Linked DNA regions of Homo sapiens: region 2 is linked to region 1. A link is a loop called in an ENCODE intact Hi-C map of the cell type or tissue named here. Cell type or tissue: PC-3. All regions are shown on one strand. Links, peaks and the distances in the headings refer to the core of each region. The heading gives the core; the rest is flanking DNA.

Region 1 (10,188 bases), core at 4,933-7,432:
CATCATATGTCTTTGATGAAATTTCAGTAGGTGAAATTTCTGCACCTACTTCATCGTATGAAGCTATGATAACTTTCATAGTAGAGCTGTCAGTTTGTGAGCATTTATTGCGAGTTATCAATAAACATGTGTGCCTTCAAAATTTTTGTGTTATATTTATATACATTTGGAACATCTGGTCTCTTATAATCCAAAATTGACTTTCATTAATAACTACATTAATTTGTTTTATTTTATATTACTTTTATGATTGTAGTGTTATGTTTATTTTTTAAAAAATTTAGCCTGGGCATGGTGGCTCACGCCTTTAATCCTAGCACTCTGGGAGGCCGAGGCGGGCAGATTGCCTCAGCTCAGGAGCTCGAGACCAGTCTGGGCAACACAGTGAAACCCCATCTCTACTAAAATACAAAAAATTAGCCAGGTGTGCTCCTGCAGTCCCAGCTGCTCGGGAGGCTGAGGCAGGAGAATTGCTTGAACCCAGGAGGCACAGGTTGCAGTGAGCTGAGATCGTGCCACTGCACTCCAGCCTTCGCGACAGAGCGAGACTCCGTCTCAAATAAATAAATAAATAAATAAATAAATAAATAAATAAATAAATAAAATTTAATCTCTGGAACCTGCAGATGAAGAATATGCATGATATAGAGAACAGATTGTGTGTCTGTTGATTATTTCATGTATGCCTACTGTCTTAAAAAGGCAACAAATAACAACCTCACTGTGTATAAATGTTCTTGGGTCCATTTTCTTTTCCTCATTGTCACTTTGCAGATGCTGTTCCATTGCTTTATTTTTAAGTTTCATTTTTTAATTTTAACTATTGCTTTAGATTCAGGGAGTACAAGTGCAGATTTGTTACATGGGTATATTGCATGATGCTGAGGTTTGAGGTATGGATGATTCCATCACCCAGATAGTGAGCATAGTACAGGATAGAAAGATTTTTAGGCCACTCCACACTCTGTCCCTCCCCCTTCTAGTAGGCCCCAGTGTCTGTTGTTCCCATCTTTATGTCCATGTGTACTCAATGTTTAGCTCCCACTTATAAGTGAGAACACGCAGTATTTGGTTTTCTGTCCTTGTGTTAATTTGCTTAGGATAATGGTCTCCCAGTGCATCCATGTTGCTGCAAAGGACATGACTTCATTCCTTTTTATAGCTGCATAGTATTCCATGGTGTATATGTACCACATTTTCTTTAAATAGTCCATCAATGAGTCACTCCTTAATGAATATGGGGGTTTCTGGGGGAGTGATTAAAATATTCTGGAATTAAATAACAAATGATGATTGTATAACATTGTGAACATAAAATAACTATATCAAAAGCAAGGAATTCATTGAGATTTATGATAATCTTATTTTTTAAACTACATAAATAATGGAAGTGTTCCAAAAACATGATTTTGGTGATGATTTCACAGCTATATAAAGTCACTGAAACTCATTGAATGCTACAATGAAAATGGATGAGTTTTGTGGTATACAAATTGTATCTCAATATATAGTCTTTCTAAGAGAATCAAGCAAAAAACAAACTGCTTCTTTTTGAGCAAAAGTTTTCAAGTGTCTATGTAACTTCCTCTGAGTTTCACTTCAAGTACTGTTTTGCATAGCAGCCTTTTCTGTCTTTCCAGTAGTCTCCACCAAACTAAGATATGATGAGCAGTCCCAGTAAACCAGGAGGCTGATAGGACTCCTGGCTATGATTTCACAGCACCTACTTAGCAGACAATACTCTACTCAAAAGTCACTATGAGAAGCATATTACTTCTTTTTATGGAAAGTTACTCATCAAGAATCTCTCCTGCCAGCTGAGCTTTCTCAATCCCTCAGGTATTATCATGCTAATTATGGGTAGAGTTGTACTCAATAAAAGTTATTCTAAAGAAAGAACAGTTAAATGGCCATCAACTTCAGATAAGTTTTCTATCTCAAGAATGAAGACAATTAAAGAACGGCTATATATTAAATAATAATATTGACCCAGACAAGATATAGTAAGAACCTTCACATTCTTTGACTTTATAATTCTGCTTTTCAGAATTTATCAGACATTTGGTCGGATGAATTTGTACGAAGTTGTCTATGTTGGCTTTATATATATATTAATAACAAAAGAACAAAGACTATCAGCAACTGAAAGAAAATAATGATTACATAAATTATTATATATTCCTACTATTAAATATAATATAGACATTAAATTTAATGATTGCTTTAGGGTTTTAAAATTTTTTTTCTTGAGACAGTTTCTTTCTCCATCACCCAGTCTACAGTATAGTGGTGCCATTACGGCTCAATGCAGCTTCCACCTCCCAAGTTCAAACAATCCTCCATCTCACCCTCCCGAGTAGCTGGAACTACAGGCATGCACCACCATGCCTGGCTAATTTTTTAATTTTTTTTACAGATGAGGTCTTACTATGTTGCCCACACTGGTCTCAAACTTGTGGCCTCAAACAATCTTCCCACCTCAGCCTCTCAAAGTGCTGGGATTACAGGCGTGAGCCACTGTGCCCAGCCTGGGAAGTTATTGCTTCATAGAAGAATTCTTGCTAACAAGTGCAAAAAGAATAATAGAATCAGAGGTTCACTATTTTGCAAGTACAAAAAAAGTTTATAATGGATGATGAAACCATTAAGGGAATTTTACAATAGGTGGATCAGTCTGATACTATGAAAACCAATTGATCAAGCTCAGCATCATGAAAGGTGGGACAATCAGGCATGTGCTTCTTGATGTGACACAATAGAATGCACAGTATCGCCTATGAAATATGGCTGTCAAAAAATAAATAACACATAAAAGTGAACCAGAATTATATCAAGTTTCTAAATTCAACTACCAATCTCTCAGAAAATATTGGAAATCAGGAAACAGGTTAAATGACACCATGAGGAAGCAATTAGTCAAATGCAGATATAAAATATCTATAAAACAACTGGGTTATTTCACAAAGGAATGGCATTTTTAAAAAGGAGAAGAAACTGGACTAAAAGAAACTTAAAAAATATATCAATTCAATGTATTTTAATATGTGAACTTTATTTGGATCCTTATTAACAGACTTCACTTTTTTTAAAAAAGTAATCTTTGAGATAATTAGAAAAATTTAAATATGCATTGATACTAGATGATATTAAAGAATTGCTTTTTTTTTTTTTTGAGACAGAGTCTCACTTTTGTCACCCAGGATGGCATGCAATGACTCCATCGGCTCACTGTAACCTCTGCCTCCCGGGTTCAAGCAATTCTCCTGACTCAGCCTCCCAAGTAGCTGGGATTACGGCTAATTTTTGTATTTTTAGTACAGACAGGTTTCACCATGTTGGACAGGCTGGTCTCGAACTCCTTACTTCAGGTGATCCACCCCAACCTCGGCCTCCCAAAGTGCTGGGATTACAGGAGTGAGTCACCACACCCAGCCAAGAATTGCTATTTTAATTATTATGAGACTGATAATAGCATGCACTGATGTTAAAACCAAAAGAAAAACTTTATCTGATAAGATATATACTGAAGTATTTATGAGTGAAATTAAACGACTTGTGGGATTTGTTTTAAAATACTATAGCCAAAAAAGTGGAGGTGAGCGGTGAGTAGATAATAAAGTGAGAAATAAATGAAGCATGATTGGCAAAATGCTAACTGTGGGAGATAGACAACAAGTACATAGAGATCATTATACTCTCCTATCTACTTTTATGCACATTTGAGGTTTTCTATAATAAAATTTTTTTTTTTTTTTTTTGTGACGGAGTCTCGCTCTGTCGCCCAGGCTGGAGTGCAGTGGCGCGATCTCGGCTCACTGCAGGCTCCGCCCCCCGGGGTTTACGCCATTCTCCTGCCTCAGCCTCCCGAATAGCTGGGCCTACAGGCACCCTCCACCTTGCCCGGCTAATTTTTTGTATTTTTAGTAGAGACGGGGTTTCACCGTGTTAGCCAAGATGGTCTCGATCTCCTGACCTCGTGATCCGCCCGCCTCGGCCTCCCAAAGTGCTGGGATTACAGACGTGAGCCACCGCGCCCGGCCAATAAAATATTTTTAATGCACATTTAGACGTGAAATAAGGCTGGATAAAATAAACCTAAATATATCAATAATGATTAACAGAAGATGATGTCTCTGAATTGTGGAATTCATGATAAATTTTGCTTTCATTTTTATACTTTTCTTCAAGTTAATTTTCTACAAATTTTATGTGTTACCTCTATAAGCACAAAAAGCAAGCACTTTAAAGTCAATATCAGCCTCGTATTTGGAGATGTCACCTAAGACCCTCCTACTCACCCAGGCATCCTATTGTCTGGCATTTAACAATGTTACATTATGAGGATTTATATCTTTCTTCTTAGACTCAGTTGGCATTCCTGAAGCAGTGACCCAAAGGAAAACCATCTTCTAAGTTAGGATGTTTCCTAGATGAGAGTTTAACCCAAAGTATAGCTAATATTAGCAGAGAAATGCCCTGCAATGCCTTTGTGGATTAATATAATAGATACCTGAAATACAAATATCAAGAGGACGAGAAAACAACCATCAACAAAAGACCATGCGTGAATCATGTTAAAGAGAGGAGAAGGCAAACAGGCAAATTATGACATGGATAATTATTACTAGTTAGCTAAATTAAAATTAAAAGGAACAATTATGGGACATTTCAGGTAACTCAAAAAAAAAAATTCTCCTGAAGTTACTGAATTTTGTGAAACTGGTCTGTTTTTACATCTAACACAATTATGTTATTAAGTTTCTGAATTTGTTAAAAGGACCAAAATCCTTGACTGGGCGGTGGCTCATGCCTGTAATCCTAGCACTTTGGGAGGCCAAAGTGGGTGGATGACTTGAGGTCAGGAGTTTGAGACCAGCCTGGCCAACATGGTGAAACCCTGTCTCTACCAAAAATACAAAAATTAGCTGGGCATGGTGATGTGTGCCTGTAGTCCCAGCTACTCAGGAGGCTGAGGCAGGAGAATTGCTTGAACCCAGGAGCTGGAGGTTTCAGTGAGCCGAGATCACACCACTGCATGCCACCCAAGGTGACAGAGCAAGACTCCGTCTCAAAAAAATAAATAAGTAAATAATAAAACCAATCATCAAAGAAATTCCAATGAAATATGACAAATTGTATACATATATCAACCTCTTCTCCCCACTCCTCAAATCCCTCTAAATTAACAGTGAAGGGAATAAAAAAGCACAAGCCTGTAAGAACAAAGAGACTATGATGACATCAACAAAATTTTAAAAGCTAGAAAGCAGATGGATGAGTGGTTATTGACCTAGCAGACTAGAAATATCTTGCAACTCACAATGCAGGACCCCAGGAAGGCTCAGAAACTGGAGGTATTTCTGAAAGAGTGGGTGTAGGTGGGGCTGAAAATAGAACAAACTGATCATCTATACAAGAAATTTATCTTCTCTGCAATTCCAAGCATTCACAGAACTGCCCTTCCTGACCTCAGGAAAGAGCTAGGGTTTTTACTCTCAAGAAAGACTAACTAGAAGAATTCTAGTTCAGGATGCACCAGGCATGTCTCAGGGCTGGGATATCACACTAGCATTTAATAATATTACATTATATTAACACCCAGTTAACTTATCATTCATATGAATGTAGAACAAAGAAATATAAGTTCCCTCCAAAAAACGTTTACCACAGAAAGCTACTAGAGGAAAGGTACTACCAAAATGGGGTAATAAACCAAGAAACCTGAAAACTCAAGATTCAGGAAATCAGGGATTTAACATAAGAGAGGGCTCCAGTTGACAGTTGTGCAATAGACCTAGCCTGCTCCTTCTAGGAGCAGAAAGACTGTGGGCTCTCAAATGAGTATTTCCAAGAAGCAAAGAAGAAAGAAAAAAAAATTAAAAAGTGACCTGATGTGTTTTAATATCTTGCAGGAGATTTACACCTCTGTAGGAAATTTTTGGCCAAATTAGCACAGAAGTACATAGAAAGCTAAGCAAAAGTAAGATAATTATTACCTCAGGGGAAAAAAATTCAATGTCTGAGAAAGGAAAGGTGATTCTTATTTACTACATGATTCAGCTGTAATAATGTCTGTATAGTCATGACAATGTAAACACTAAAGACATACAAATTTGCTATCTAGATAAGAAAATGGTGAGAAAAGGAAAGTGCAAAGATGTTTATATTGGTCATGGAAGAGTGGAGAAAAGATAAGCTTTCATCTTCCACAAAGGGAAGTAAAAAGATAATAAATAAAAGTGGAATAACTCGAGAAATAGCAACATAGGCAGGCTATTTAGAAAAAAATGTAAATTCCAGTAGAAATTGCTAAAACATCTATAAGAAGTAGGAATCTGAGGTATAGAAAGGTAGATTAACATAGCGTCTATTTTTGTGTTATAATCCTAGTAAAAATTTGACTTAAGCCATGTATGTGTGTATAGAGATAAAAATAAATAATTATTAAAATTACATTTCAAAATAACATAAACCAAAACCCACAGGCAAATTTACCAGTCCAAAATCTTTGAATCTAGTTCATTTTCTGCCACCTTCCAGGGTAAGATTTTTAACAAATGTGAAGTATATTTCTGGAAGTCAGGGGAAATATTACCATTTGTACTTTTTAGCATTTAGTAGTATATTAAGATTAAGTTGACGATATAGAATCCCTCCAGCTTATCTAATCAGAAAAGTCATTTATATAGAGAAATAGAAACTTACCTAGCAATGTATGGGCTGGAGGAGCAAGATTTAGCCATAGATTCCAGAAACGATCCTCAGATATAACAGAAATCTGGAGAACAGGGAAAATGCAAATGCTCATTCCAAGAACACACCACTCTATCCACAATCCACACCAGCAAAATGGAAGCTCCATGTCTCATCTCTCAACACCTGAGAATTTAGTACAGTTTCCCTTACTGCAGAAAACCAACTGTTCCTTGATCAAGTTTACCCTTAGCAAAAACAGAAGCACAGCTTCCCCAACACTTCTAACTTCCAAATCTTGCACATGAGTACCTCAGTGTATCCTGGCTGTAAGGGAACAAGCCCATCACATACCTTCCTTCCACTATTTCATATTCTTAGCCTTTGTTATGGTGATTTAAATTTTAAATTCTCTTGGGCATGGTGGCTCATGCCTGTAATCCCAACACTTAAGGACACTGAGGCGAGCAGGTCACTTGAGGCCAGGAGTTCGAGACCAACTTGGCTAACATGGCGAAACCCCGTCTCTACTGAAAATACAAAAAAATTAACCAAGCGTAATGGTGCACACCTGTAATCCCAGCTACTCTGGAGGCTGAGGCAGGAAAATTGCTTGAACCCAGGAGGCAGAGGTTGCGGTGAGCCACAACTGGGCCACTGTACTCCAGCCTGGGCAACAGAGCAAGACTCTGTCTCAAAAATAAAAAATAAAAATATTAGTGCTTACTGACAATGTACCTGGTCACACGAGAACTCTCATGGAGATGTACAAGGAGATTAATATTGTTTCCTTCTCTGTTAACACAACATCCATTCCACAGCCCATGGATCAAGAAGTAATTTCATAGAAAGTGATTCTTTTGATGGATGTGAGTAAAGTAAATTGAAAACCTTTTAAAAAGGATTTGCCTTTCTAGATACCATTGAGAACATTTGTGATTCACGGGAGAAAGTCAAAATATCAACATTAACAGGAGTTTGGAAGAAGTTGATTTTAACCCTCATGGATGTCTTTGAGGGGTTTAAGACTTCAGCAGCAGAAGTTACTGCAATGTAGTGAAAATAGAAAGAGGACTAGAATTAGCAGTGGAGCCTAAGGTGGTACTGAGTTTCTACAACTTCATGATAAAAATTTGAATAAATGAAGAGTTGCTTCTTACAGATAAGCAAGGAAACTGGTTTCTTCAGATGCAATCTACTCCTGGGGAAGATGCTGTGAACACTGTAGAAATGACAGCAAAGAATTTAAACATTTCATAAACTTATTAATAAAGCACTGGCAGGTTTGGAGAGGATTGATTCTAACTTTGAAAGAAATTCTACTGTGGGTAAAATACTACCTAAAAGAATTCCACGATACAGAGAAATCTTTTGTCAAAAGAAGAATTAATCAATGCAGCAAACTTCATTGCTGTCTTATGTTAAGAAATTGCCACAGCTACTCCAGCCTTTAGTAACCACCACCCTGATCAGTCAACAGCCATCAACATTGAGGCAAGACCCTTCATCATCAAAAAGATTACAATTCATTGAAGGCTCAGATGATCATTAGCATGTTTTAACAATAAAGTATTTTTTAACTAAGGTATGTTTTTTTAGACATACTTCTATTGCACATTTAATATAGTATAGTATAAACATAACTTTTATATGCGCTGGAAAACCAAAACTTTCATGTGACTCACTTGATTGCAATATTTGCTTTATGGTGCTAGTCTAGAACCAATCTACAATATCTCAAGGTATGTCTGAATAACATTATAGTTTCTAATTCACTAACAGGACCCAGATGATGCCATCTAAACATTCAGGTCTGGACTAAGGCGATCATAGTTATTAATTTCTTAACGTGGGACTGTTGAAAGAGTTCCTAAAACTCATCCTCTCAGAAGAGGTAGAATTTGACGATAAGTCAATGATTAGTAATAGTTAATAATATTATATATTTAATATAAGTATATATCACATTATAACATTCTGACTGTTATTCTGGAGACTTAGGTTTTACTTTAAAAGGTGACTACAGATGACCCTTGAAAAATGTGGGGGTTAGGGATGCAAACCCCTCCACACAGTAGAAAATGTATGTATAACTTTTGAGTCCCCAGAAAATTAACTACTAACAGCTACTGTTGACTGGAAGCCTTAATGATAACATAAACAGCCAGTTAAGACATTTTTTGTATGCTACATCTATCACATACTGTATTCTTACAGTAAAGATAAGAAAAGAAAATGTTACTAAGAAAATCATAAGGAAGAGAAAATATATTTACTATTCACTAAGTGGAAGTGGGTCATCCGAAAGGTCTTCATTTTCATTGTCTTCACATTGAGTAGGCTGAAGAGGAGGAGGAAGAGGAGGGGTTGGTCTTGCAGTCTGAGTAGATGGCAGAAGAAGAAGAAAATTTGCATATAAGTGGATCCTCAAAGTTCAAACCCATGTTGTTTAAGGGTTAGCTGTACAGTGTTTGAAGTAGGTTGTCAATTGACCAAAGGAAGCTACACATATATATAGCAAACTCATATATCCCATACATAAACACACATTTTTAAGTTAAATTAAAATTCCAGTGAAGTAGCTAAACAGTCTAAGTGTTCTTAAGAGTGAAGTGACATCCGCAGATGTTCATTCTCTCAGTTTTGTCAGTAAGAGACTGAATTGTCCCAGAAATAAGAACAATGTATTGGTCCTTGGCATATTTGCCCTCGGATCCATTCATTCCTCCCCTTTTTATTGTCTGTTTTGTTCTGTACGCCTGAGGGACTGACCCAAACTCCCATGTCAGCTGCTATTCTGGTGGGTTTAGCCAATGAGAAGTGTTGATGGAAGACACAAAAGGACGAGAGAGGACAGAATTCTCCCTCTCTACTTTGGGGAGCTTCTCTGACAACAGCTACATCTCCTCCTCCTTAGCTCCAACTACCCCTGGGAAAGCCCATCCCAGCTGCAGCTTTCTTCAGGCATGTCAGGCTCCTGGGCTCTGATAACATCTCCTTCTTCCTTGGTCTCTCCAGCGGTTGCTAATCTTTTACATGACCTGTGTAAGCAATTCCCCATATTAAAGTATACTATTTCTGTTTTCCTGATTGGACCCTGAATGATAAAAATTATTACATAAATTATTTTAAGTTAGTCTACAGTTCTTCTTGGGGCAGGAGATAGTTGATACTTGGCTTATGATTCTCCTGAGTAATCAACTGCAGTATTTTCTTTTTTTGAAAAAAAAAAAAAAGTTTACTGGCTTATTCTAGTGAGGTAGAGTGGATCAAATAATTCATTGAGATGTGAAAGGGAATTTTTTACTGGAATAATAAAAGGGCCTGTATAAGGGCTTACACAGAAAATAAAAGCCAGTCATCCTCCTCTGTTCAAATTGGTGGTTCTCAGCCTGGCCTTCCGTTATAATTATCTGGGGAGCCTTAAAAACCATCCCAACCTAGAAGATTTTGTTTCAAATAATCAAGAACAATGCATCAGTAATACCTGGAACT
Region 2 (10,188 bases), core at 3,025-5,524, 55 kb after region 1:
CTGCCACATTGGGGATTAAATTTCCACATGAATTTTGGAAAGGACAAATATTCAGCCTAAAACAGTAGCTAAAAATATAGCAATAATAATAATAATAACAAGAATTAAATGTATTATTCTCTAATTATACACAAGATACTCTATCAAACTCTTTAAATGGACCATTTCATTTAATCCTCATAACACTATGTAATAGGTAGTACCTTTACAGAGAAGGTCACTGAAGTTCAGAGAGATTAACTAACTTATTAGGGTGACATTATTATAAACTTTAAAAAAAAATTTTCCCAAATAGAAATATCTTTCTTTATTATTTCTGTTATTTCAAATCAATCAACTAATCAACTGAGCAACAAGAATACACTGAGCTTGGTGTTATCTGCCCCAGGTGATTTCCTGTAAGGAAATGAAGCCACAGACAAAGTGCACAAATATCTTCCTGGCTTCAAGAAACATTAGATCAACTACTCTCAAAAACACATGATGCCTTCGGACAACCCTTCTATTTTTTACTTCTGTAACCAGTTATTTGCAAAAGAAAAAGTAAACTAGAAGAGCTGAATAATTACTAATTACAAACAACTATACATAAGGAAAAAATGAGTTTAAACAAAGCATTTTAAACCATGTAGTCCATTTTTTAAATGTGGAGTTCATGTTATTAGTAACGTGGGGATTACGTTTTACTCTAAAGGCTAATAAGTCTGTCCCTGGTAGACTTAATTAAAAGCACAAAAACAAAAACAGAACCTCTTTTTCTCCCTTTACATAGCTACCTAGGTCAGAGGTTGGAAAATTGTTTTTGTAAAAGTCCAGATAGTTAATATTTTAGGCTTTTGGGCCATGGAGTCTCTGTTGCAACTGCTCACCTCTGCCATTGTAGCATGAAGTCTACCACAGAAAGTAAGTAAATGAGTGAGTGTGGCTGTGCTATAATAAAACTGCCTTTGTAAAACCAGGTGGTAGATTAAATTTGGCCTGAGGGTTATAATTTACCCAATCCCTGATTTAGTCTAAGGTACCTCATTCCAAGATTAGAAAACATAAACAGAGAAGGACCAGTCTTTCCTCATTCTGATGGAAATTACTTATTGATGAAGTCTAAACTGTTGAATACTAACACTCATAGTGAAGAGTAAGTTGAGAAAGAGTAGAGGGAGCAATAATTACAAGATGATGCCTCAACTGGAGCGTATTATAAATAACAACTACAATACAGCCTAAGAAAATAATAAGAAAAGTTACCCTTTAAGACAGGAATCCATCATTTTACTCAATGTCATCTTTTATCAGCAGACTCTCAAACATTATTGGTTCTTTCACATAAATTCCACTTATCTACATATATCAATCTGCTCTAGAGCAAAGCAGGCTTGTTACTTGTTGCTTTCCCCACCATTATGGCAACTTGTGTGCTGAGACAGATAATGCCAATCAGAAAATATCCACAAATTAATTTTTAGATTATTTTTAATTATTCACCCAATTCCTAAGCAAGCTAATTTATTCAAAAGAAAATGTCCATAGTTGAGTTTCAAGTCAAAACAAATTGTCTTGGGGGATCTGTAGTGAAAATCTATGAGATTGTCTTCCCAGAACCAATTTCTGAGAATCAACTTTCACCCATCTATGTGGTTCCCGTGGTACTGATAATCCCACCCCTCAAGCCACTATTAAGTGGTTCTGTATTCATTTGCTAGGGTCATTGCAACAAAGTCTCAAAAGCTGAATGGTTTAAATAGAAATTTGGGTCTCACAGTTTCTAGCGGCTAAAGGAAGGTGTCAGCAAGGTTAGTTCCCTCTGAGTGCTTTGAGGGAGAATCTGTTTCATGTCTCTCTCCTAGTTTTTAGTGGTTTGCTGACAACTTCGGCACTCTTTGCCTTGTAGAAGTTTCATCCAATCTCCACCTTCACGTTCACATGGTGCTCTCCCTGTATACCTGTCTATATCTGTATCCAAATTGTCCTTTTTTACAAACTCATAGTTTTATTGGATTAGGAACCACTCTAATGAACCATCTTAACTTGATAATCTACAAAGACCCAATTTCTTTTTTTTGATATTTTATTTTATTATTTTATGTTTCTGGGATACATGTGCAGGATGTACAGGTTTGTTACATAGGTAAACTTGTGCTATGGTGGTTTGCTGCACCTATCAACCCATCACCTAGGTATTAAGCCCCCCATGCATTAGCTATTTATCCTGATGCTCTCCCTCACCACCTGCTCCCCACCACGACAGGCCCCAGTGTGTGTTGTTCCCCTCCCTGTGTGCATGTGTTCTCACTGTTCAGCTCAAAGACCCAAATTCTTTTTTTTCTTTTTAAATTATACTTCAAGTATATGTGCACAACGTGCAGGTTTGTTACATAGGTATACATGTGCCATGTTGGTTTGCTGCACCCATCAACTCGTCATTTACATTAGGAATTTCTCCTAATGCTATCCCTCCCCCAGCCCCCCATCCTCTGAAAGGCCCTGGTGTGTGATGTTCCCTGCCCTGTGTCCGAGTGTTCTCATTGTTCAGTTCCCACCTATGAGTGAGAACATGCGGTGTTTGGTTTTCTGTCCTTGTGATAGTTTGCTGAGAATGATGGTTGCCAGCTTCATCCATGTCCCTGCAAAGGACATGAACTCATCCTTTTTTATGGCTGCATAGTATTCCATGGTGTATATGTGCCACATTTTCTTAATCAAGTCTACCATTGGTGGACTTTTGGGTTGGTTCCAAGTCTTTGCTATTGTGAATAGTGCCGCAATAAACATATGTGTGCGTGTGTCTTTATATTAGCATGATTTATAATCCTTTGGGTATATACTCAGTAATGGGATCACTGGCAAAGACCCAATTTGTAAGAAAGATCACATTCACAGGTGCTTGGGGTTAGAACATTAGCATCTTTTAGGGGGACGTAATTCAACCCGTAACAGATCTAAGGCTTCACAAGCTGGATAATAAGAGTCCTTTCTGGGGATTTTTAGAAATAGAACTGAGAGAGTCCGGATGGCTAAAGTGGTCATACACAAAATTCAAGTGCTGTTGGCAAACACGTTTTCTAACACACAGAGAAATAGCAGCAGCAATGCATTCATGATGGCATAATTTGAGTTCCTGGTTCCAAATAGGTCTGTGGCCCAGCCTCAAACCCACCTGCCCTTTCCAAGGTTTCCTTTCATTTTATAGGGCTCTGTAACTTTGTGTGTGTAGGGTTTTTTGGTTTTTGGTTTTGGGGTTGTTTGTTTGTTTGTTTTGAGACAGGGCCCTACTCTGCCACCCAGGCTGTAACGCAGTGGCACAATCACAGCTCACTACAGCCTCAACCTCCCTGGGCTCAGGTGATCCTCACACCTCAGCCTCCCAAGTAGTTGGGACTACAGGTGCATGTCACCATGCCTGGCTAATTTTTGCATTTTTTTTTTTGGTCAAGATGGGGTTTCACCATGTTGCTTAGGCTGGTAGTGAATGCCTGGGCTCAAGCAATCCACCTGCCTCAGCCTCCCAAAGTGCTGGGAATACATGCATGAGCCACTGCACCCAGCCAGGACTCTGTAACTTCTAAACAAGAGTACTAACAATTGTGACATCTCTTACAATTAATCTTCAAAAATATGTTCCCCACTGTATTCACTTAAGAGGTTCCATAGAAACACTGGATTTCAAGGAATGCTTCATATTGCTAAAAATTATTACAGAAATTTATTCCACCAAATCTAGAGCTATAACACCCAAGATGATTTTGAATAAATAAATATTCGAATCAACAGAAATGAAAAGTGATCCAGAGACATTAGGAATGTTAAGAATAAAGGAAACAATGTCAATAAGAATTTTGGAGATTAGATAAAGACCATTATAATTTTGGAGTCTAATGACACAAACTTACTTTATTGGTATTACAGAGTCAGTTAGTTTCTCCTTTTCAATTGTTCTGTGCTGAATATAAGTAGTCCTCCCAAGTTTGCTAGATATTTCTTAATATATTTGGCAAATATTTATGTCTGGACATACTTGAAGAACTTGTAGGACAGGAATTCTAGGCTATTATTTATTTGAAAGGTGATAAGTCTACAGGAAAAGAATTCATCCTGAGGGCAAAGAAAATCAAAGGCCAATCAGATAATAGCGGTCACTAATAATTTTCCTCCAGCTAAGCCCCATGAGTCCTGTATACTGTGATGGGTCAAATCGAAAAAGAAGAAGCAACTTTATCCACCAAAATCTCAGTGGGTCATTGAGAGTGCTGATCAACTTCATTGTCACTGTAGGTAACTTTAGCAATAGCAGGATGAGGCAGCTGTTACTTATCCACATTGACCAACAGCAACAACATCAAGCAACCTAAAGAGGATGACGTTAGTAGCTTTAACACTGGTGGCTTTGTAATTGCCACTTTTGGTGTCATCACCATAATGACCTGAAAAGGAAGAAAATGAATCAACCCACATAGAAGTGAAAAGGACTAGTTCCTGATCTTTGTGAGACCACGTTCTAGGGATGTCCAGAACTATTTAAGAGGAATATATGAGGACTGTACTGCTTAAGAAGAAGGAATAGGAAAACAGACAATTCCTACTTTCTGTCATTGTAATCTTATTTTTGTCCCTCGGTTGGTTTAGCTCAGGAAACAAGGGTTGATGAAAAAAAATTTCTAAGGAACAATGAAATAAATGTCTTACATATTTTCAACTATTCTGTAACATTTAACTGCTTATACATTTTGACTATACAATAGCACCATGTTAGCATTTTATTATTTTAAAAAATCACAATAATGTTTCTCAAAGTTTCATCTGAAAAGTGCCACTAGGACACCAGAAAATCTTCAATGGCAGGTTTTGACGTTTTCTTGTTTTTTAATTTCAAAGAAACTATAAGAAAATGCTTTTTTAAATTATAATAAAAATATCTGAATCATAAAACCAGTCTTTCCACTTAAAATGAGCTCATTTTTAGTCATCCAATAAAATATCATGTAACGAAAACTCATTTTAATTCCCCTTAAAACTGCATTTACGTTAGTAAACAACATTTTTTTTCTTACAGAGAAATTGTATCTATAGTATATTATAACACAATGTTGAACACAAGATCTTGCTAACATGTTATACTGGAATTTTATTGTTATAGGATTGAAGGTGCTTTCAAAAACTATCTGGTATAGACTTTAACTTCCAAAATAAAGTCACTAAATTTCAATTTCCAAAGTGAATTCTATAGAACACAAGTGCCACTGTTTTGTTTTGTTTTGTTTTAACATGTTTTGTGTTTTGGGGGTTTTTCAGTACAAAGGATAATTTCCAGGGGCAACTAAGTTTAGGAAATTCTTTGTTAATATTAAACAGGCTCAAAACTGATCTTCTTCAAACAACATATTCTTCTAAAATATCATTTATACTATATAATGTGACTGAATTTCTAGCCTCAGAAGGTTTACATAGGGATTAAATTCACATTTTGAGGAAAATAGCCTTCCTTGTCTGGAAAAATCACGTGGCAGGTGCAGTGTCAAGGACATCCCTGAGGCATAGCCAAAGTCTCCTTCCGCAATTTTCTTCCAAAGCACTGAAAGACATTAACAACTGCCACCACAGAAGGCCTTCTCCAATCCTTATGTGTGAGCTTAATTCTTAATTTTCGTTCAGAGAATTGAATTTAAAATCATATCAATCGATTAACTTACATCTTTTAATTTAAAACAATGTCATATACTATAGTATTACTATTATCATTTTGAGTTGTAAATTATTCAGGAGGGAATTGCTAAAGCCTCCTGGGATTTTTTTTAATAAGTAATTAAATTGCACTAAGACAAAAAATATCTAATCTTTATTTTAAACTACAAAGTGAATCATGACAATAATCTTTGAACAACCAAAGTGCTGTTTGTTGGACAGGTGAAAAATTAGAGAAAATCATTTGTCTTCCATACCATAGAAACATGTTATTTGTAGAGTTAAATATACATTGTCTCAAATGTTCTTTCACTCACTTCCATGCCTCAAAAGCATGACTTTTGTACATAACAACACTCATCAGTTGATTATCAACAACCGCTTACATGAAACCACAGTGCAAAAAATGTGGTTACAAACTACCAAGACAAAAAATGAAAAGAAAAAAACGCTTCCTATTTTTCAGCTTTATAAAAGGTGAAAGGGTGTGGTTAACAAAATAATGTACTTTAAAATAGCCAGAGTAGTGCTGAGACAACTAAACTCATCAAAGTTTGTTTGAGAATATGTTGTAATATCTTTTTAAATGAATATTTTCTAAAATAAGGTGTTTTATTACATGAAGAGTTGAGCCTAGGGCATCACATGTGAGAATTAAAAGTTGCCATATAATTTCTGAAGCCCTCATCCTACCTAGAAGAGCGAAAAGCACCAATCAACTAGAAGAAAAATTACAGTCTGATCAATTGGAAGAGGTAAATTGAGAAAACAGAAAATTCATAGTTAAATTTTGAGCAGATATTTTAAAAAGAAGAAAGGGCTCTAAAGAGAGAAAAGAAGAGAAGAGAAAACAAGAGGAAAAATGCAAAGAGAACAGAAAACTATAATAAAGGGATTAAAAATAGATTTATATCAAATGTGTTTAATTATTTTCCCTTCCCCCCCAAAAACACTATTTTGAAAGGAAAGTTAGCTAACGAATGGAAAATACAAAGTGTGACCACCCAAAAAATACAGAATTGAAACTTTAGTATCACCAAACTAGCTCTTTTGCTTCTCAATAATATGCCATGCCCAGCATCTCTAGTACCTGATCTGCCATTTTATCTGCTATCTGATTCCATGACTCACCTCTTGCTCCTTCTACCACTGCATGGTGGTATCCACAGTGGAGCACACTGGTTTCAGAACACTAGAAGTACAGCTTTAGGAGCAGAAGATTCCTAGTCTACAGGCAGTATAGGGAGAAAACGAGAATTCTGTACTCTCCAGTGTAGTAATTAATTCAGTCAAGGATCATCAACGGATGCTAAAACCTTGAACTCAAAGTATTGCTCCACAGATAGCTTATCAATTAAAAAGTAGAAAGTTTACCTTTACAATGAAGAAGTCTGGCAGTAACTATCCTAATCAAGTGACTAAACTCAGTATCACCGACAATGGAGCAACCTGTCATTCACCTGTGTACTCTTTCTGCCAGAAATACTTTAACCTAAATCTAACTATGAGAAAACAATTAAACAAATACAAAATTTGGAACACTTTTTATTACAAGTGACCTAGACTCTTCAGAAAAAAATAATAGCATGAAAAGCAAAAAAAAAAAAAAAAAAAGAGTGGGAAACTATTCTGTAAAAAGAGATGAAAGATCTCAAACTCAAATGCTATACATAATCCTAGACTGGTTGCTACAAAGAAAAACAATACAGCTATAAGTGACATTTGGTGACAGTTATGGAAATTTAAATATAGAGGTTATATTAGGTGATGGTTTGGATTATTATTATTAGTTTTTTTAGGTACGAAAAGATGTGTTTTTTTAGGTACGAAAAGATGTGTTTTTTAGGAGAATATCCTTAATCATTTTGTAAGCAAATTTCAACTTTAATTTTAGATTCAGGGAGTATGTGTGCAGGTTTGTTACATGGGTAAATTGTGTGATGCTGAGGTTTGGGGTACAATTCACCCCATCACTCAGGTAGTAAGTAGTTAAGTTTTCAAACTTCCACCCCCGGAGTAGTCCCCAGTGTCCATTGTTGCCATCTTTATGTCCATGTGGACCCAATGTTTAGCTCGCACTTATAAATGAGAATAGGCTTTCTCATTTATGGTTTTCTGTTTCTGCATGAATTTGTTTAGGATAATGGCCTGTAGCTGCATCCATATTGCTATAAAGGACATGATTTAGTTATTTTTGTGGTTGCATAGTATTCCATGGTATGTGTGGGTATACATATATGGCATATATACATATATACGTGTGTGTGTATGTGTGTGTGTGTGTATATATATGTACATATATATATGTAATATTTTCTGGCTGGGTGTGGTGGCTCATGCCTGTAATCCCAGCACTTTGGGAGCCAAGGTGGGCAAATCACGACGTAAGGAGTTCGAGACCAGCCTGGCCAACATGGTGAAATCCCATCTCTACTAAAAATACAAAAAATTAGCTGGGTGTGGTGACGGGCATCTGTAATCCTAGCTACTTGGGAGGCTGAGGCAGGAGAATCTCTTGAACCCAGGAGGCAGAGGTTGCAGTGAGCCAAGATTGTGCCACTGCACTCCAGCCCGGGTAACAGTACGAGGCTTCATCTTGAAAATATATATATATATATATATACACACACACACACATATTCATATATACACACACATACATACGTATTTCTATATACATATATACATATATACGTATTTATATATACATATATATACATATATATATACACATATACGTATTTATATATACATATATATACATATATATATACACACACACACACACACACATAGTGTTTTATCCAGTCCACCACTGATGGGCACCTAGGTTGATTCTATGACTTTGCTATTATAAATAGTGCTATGATAAACATACAACTCCATGTGTATTTTTGGTAGAACAATTTATTTTCTTTTGGATATATACCCAGTAATAGGATTGCTGGGTCAAGTGGTAGTTCTTTTTTAAGTTCTTTGAGAAATCTCCAAACTCCTTTCTACAGTGGCTGAACTAATTTACATTCCCACCAACAGTGTATAAGTGTTCTCTTTTCTCTGCAGCCTCACTGGCATCTATTGTTTTTTGACTTTTTAATAATAGCCATTCTGACTAGTGTGAGATGATATCTCATTGTGGTTTTGGTTTACATTTCTTCTGATTAATGATGTGGAGCACTTTTTCATGTTTGTTGACCAATTGTGTGTCTTCTTTTGGGAAGCGTCCATTCTGTCTTTTGACCCCTTTTTAATGTGGTTATTTGTTTTTGGCTTACTGAGTTATTTAAATTTCTTATAGATACTAGATATTAGACCTTTGTTGGATGCAGAGTTTGCAAATATTTTCTCTCATTCTGTGAGTTGTCTGTTTACTCTGTTTATAGTTTTTATTTTGTTTTTGTTTTGCTGTACAGAAACTCTTTAGTTTAATTAGGTCTCATTTGTCCATTTTTGTTTATGCTGCAATTGCTTAATCATAAATTTTTTCCCAAGGTCAGTGGCCAGAATAGTGTTTCCTATGTTTTCTTCTAGGATTCTAATAGTTTGAGGTCTTACATTTAAAGCTTTAATCAACCTTGAATTAATTTTTGTATATGGTGAAAGGTAGGTATCCAGTTTTATTCCTTTGCATATTGCTAGCTAGCTATCCCAGCACCATTTATTGAATAGGAAGTCCTTTCCTCATTGCTTATTTTGGACAGTTTTGTCCAAGATCAGATGGTTGTAGGTGTGTGACTTTATTTATGGGTTCTCTAGAATGCTCTTATTCTTAAGGGATGCAGGTTAAACATACTTGGATGTGACAGAATTCCTGCAATTTACTTTTTAAAAAGTCACTAAAAAACTCCCGTGTGTGTTTGTGTGTATGTGTATGTGTGTGTTTGTAAGGACATAAATCAAATGTGGCACAATAATCAGTTAGTGAAATAGGTTAAAAGTATGCTGTGTTCATTGTACTGTACTATTCTAACATTTTTGTAAGTTTTTAAATGATCAGTGAAAGTTGGGTGGCAGGGAATATTGAGAAATTGTTGGCATTGAAGTCAGAGAACCTGGAAGTTGAATTCATGTTTTTATCTTGGGCAAGCCACTCCCGACTTCCGAGTATGAAAGGGATAACCTCACTGACCTATTCCTTAAGACTGCTGTGAGGATAACAATCTAGGCCCAGGGGTATTTGTAAACTAAAAATCACTGCAGGGTTCTCAATCTGGAGTCCAAGGACAGAAGACAGATTCCATGAACTTGGATGGGAATCTCACTACCCTCTAACTGCAATTTAACATTTCCTTCAATTACACACATTAGCATAAGTTAACATGTCATCTATTTGTTCATAGTAACAGCTCAATATTGTTAGCTGTTATGATTACAGTTAATTTTCTTAAGTTGCACAAGTGACAGTCATGAAAAACATGAGTCAGCAACAGAGCTCTTACAATCTTACATCCTCTTTTTTCTTCCACATCTAAAGGACACGCCTACTCTGAGCCAATACTATGTGAAAGATAC

Evidence for each region. Hi-C counts contacts between places; a loop is a spot of excess contacts. Peaks named below come from ENCODE experiments on the same cell type or tissue, not always from the same donor. Only the 100,000 strongest peaks of a DNase experiment are listed, where the experiment ranks them.
Region 2: a loop joins it to region 1, with 2.7 times the contacts of the local background. A loop is called at or near these places in 3 of 110 quality-filtered maps.

What each region holds. Positions count from the first base shown.
Region 1 is chr12:89,813,618-89,823,805 of GRCh38, reverse strand. It overlaps LOC107984543 (a long non-coding RNA gene), which reads right to left. Exons shown (of 7, transcript XR_007063399.1): 5 at 8,970-9,073; 6 at 7,854-7,915; 7 at 6,706-6,778. Among named protein-coding and RNA genes, the nearest start is that of ATP2B1-AS1, 110 kb to the right of the region's middle. In PC-3, for the core only: no CTCF peak of the experiment used is centred there; a DNase peak (open chromatin) is centred at 6,055; H3K27ac peaks cover 1,623 bases.
Region 2 is chr12:89,756,852-89,767,039 of GRCh38, reverse strand. The region is part of intron 2 of LOC107984543 (a long non-coding RNA gene); the gene reads right to left. Among named protein-coding and RNA genes, the nearest start is that of ATP2B1-AS1, 53 kb to the right of the region's middle. RefSeq lists a silencer at 885-944. In PC-3, for the core only: no CTCF peak of the experiment used is centred there; a DNase peak (open chromatin) is centred at 4,099; H3K4me3 peaks cover 486 bases; H3K27ac peaks cover 2,177 bases.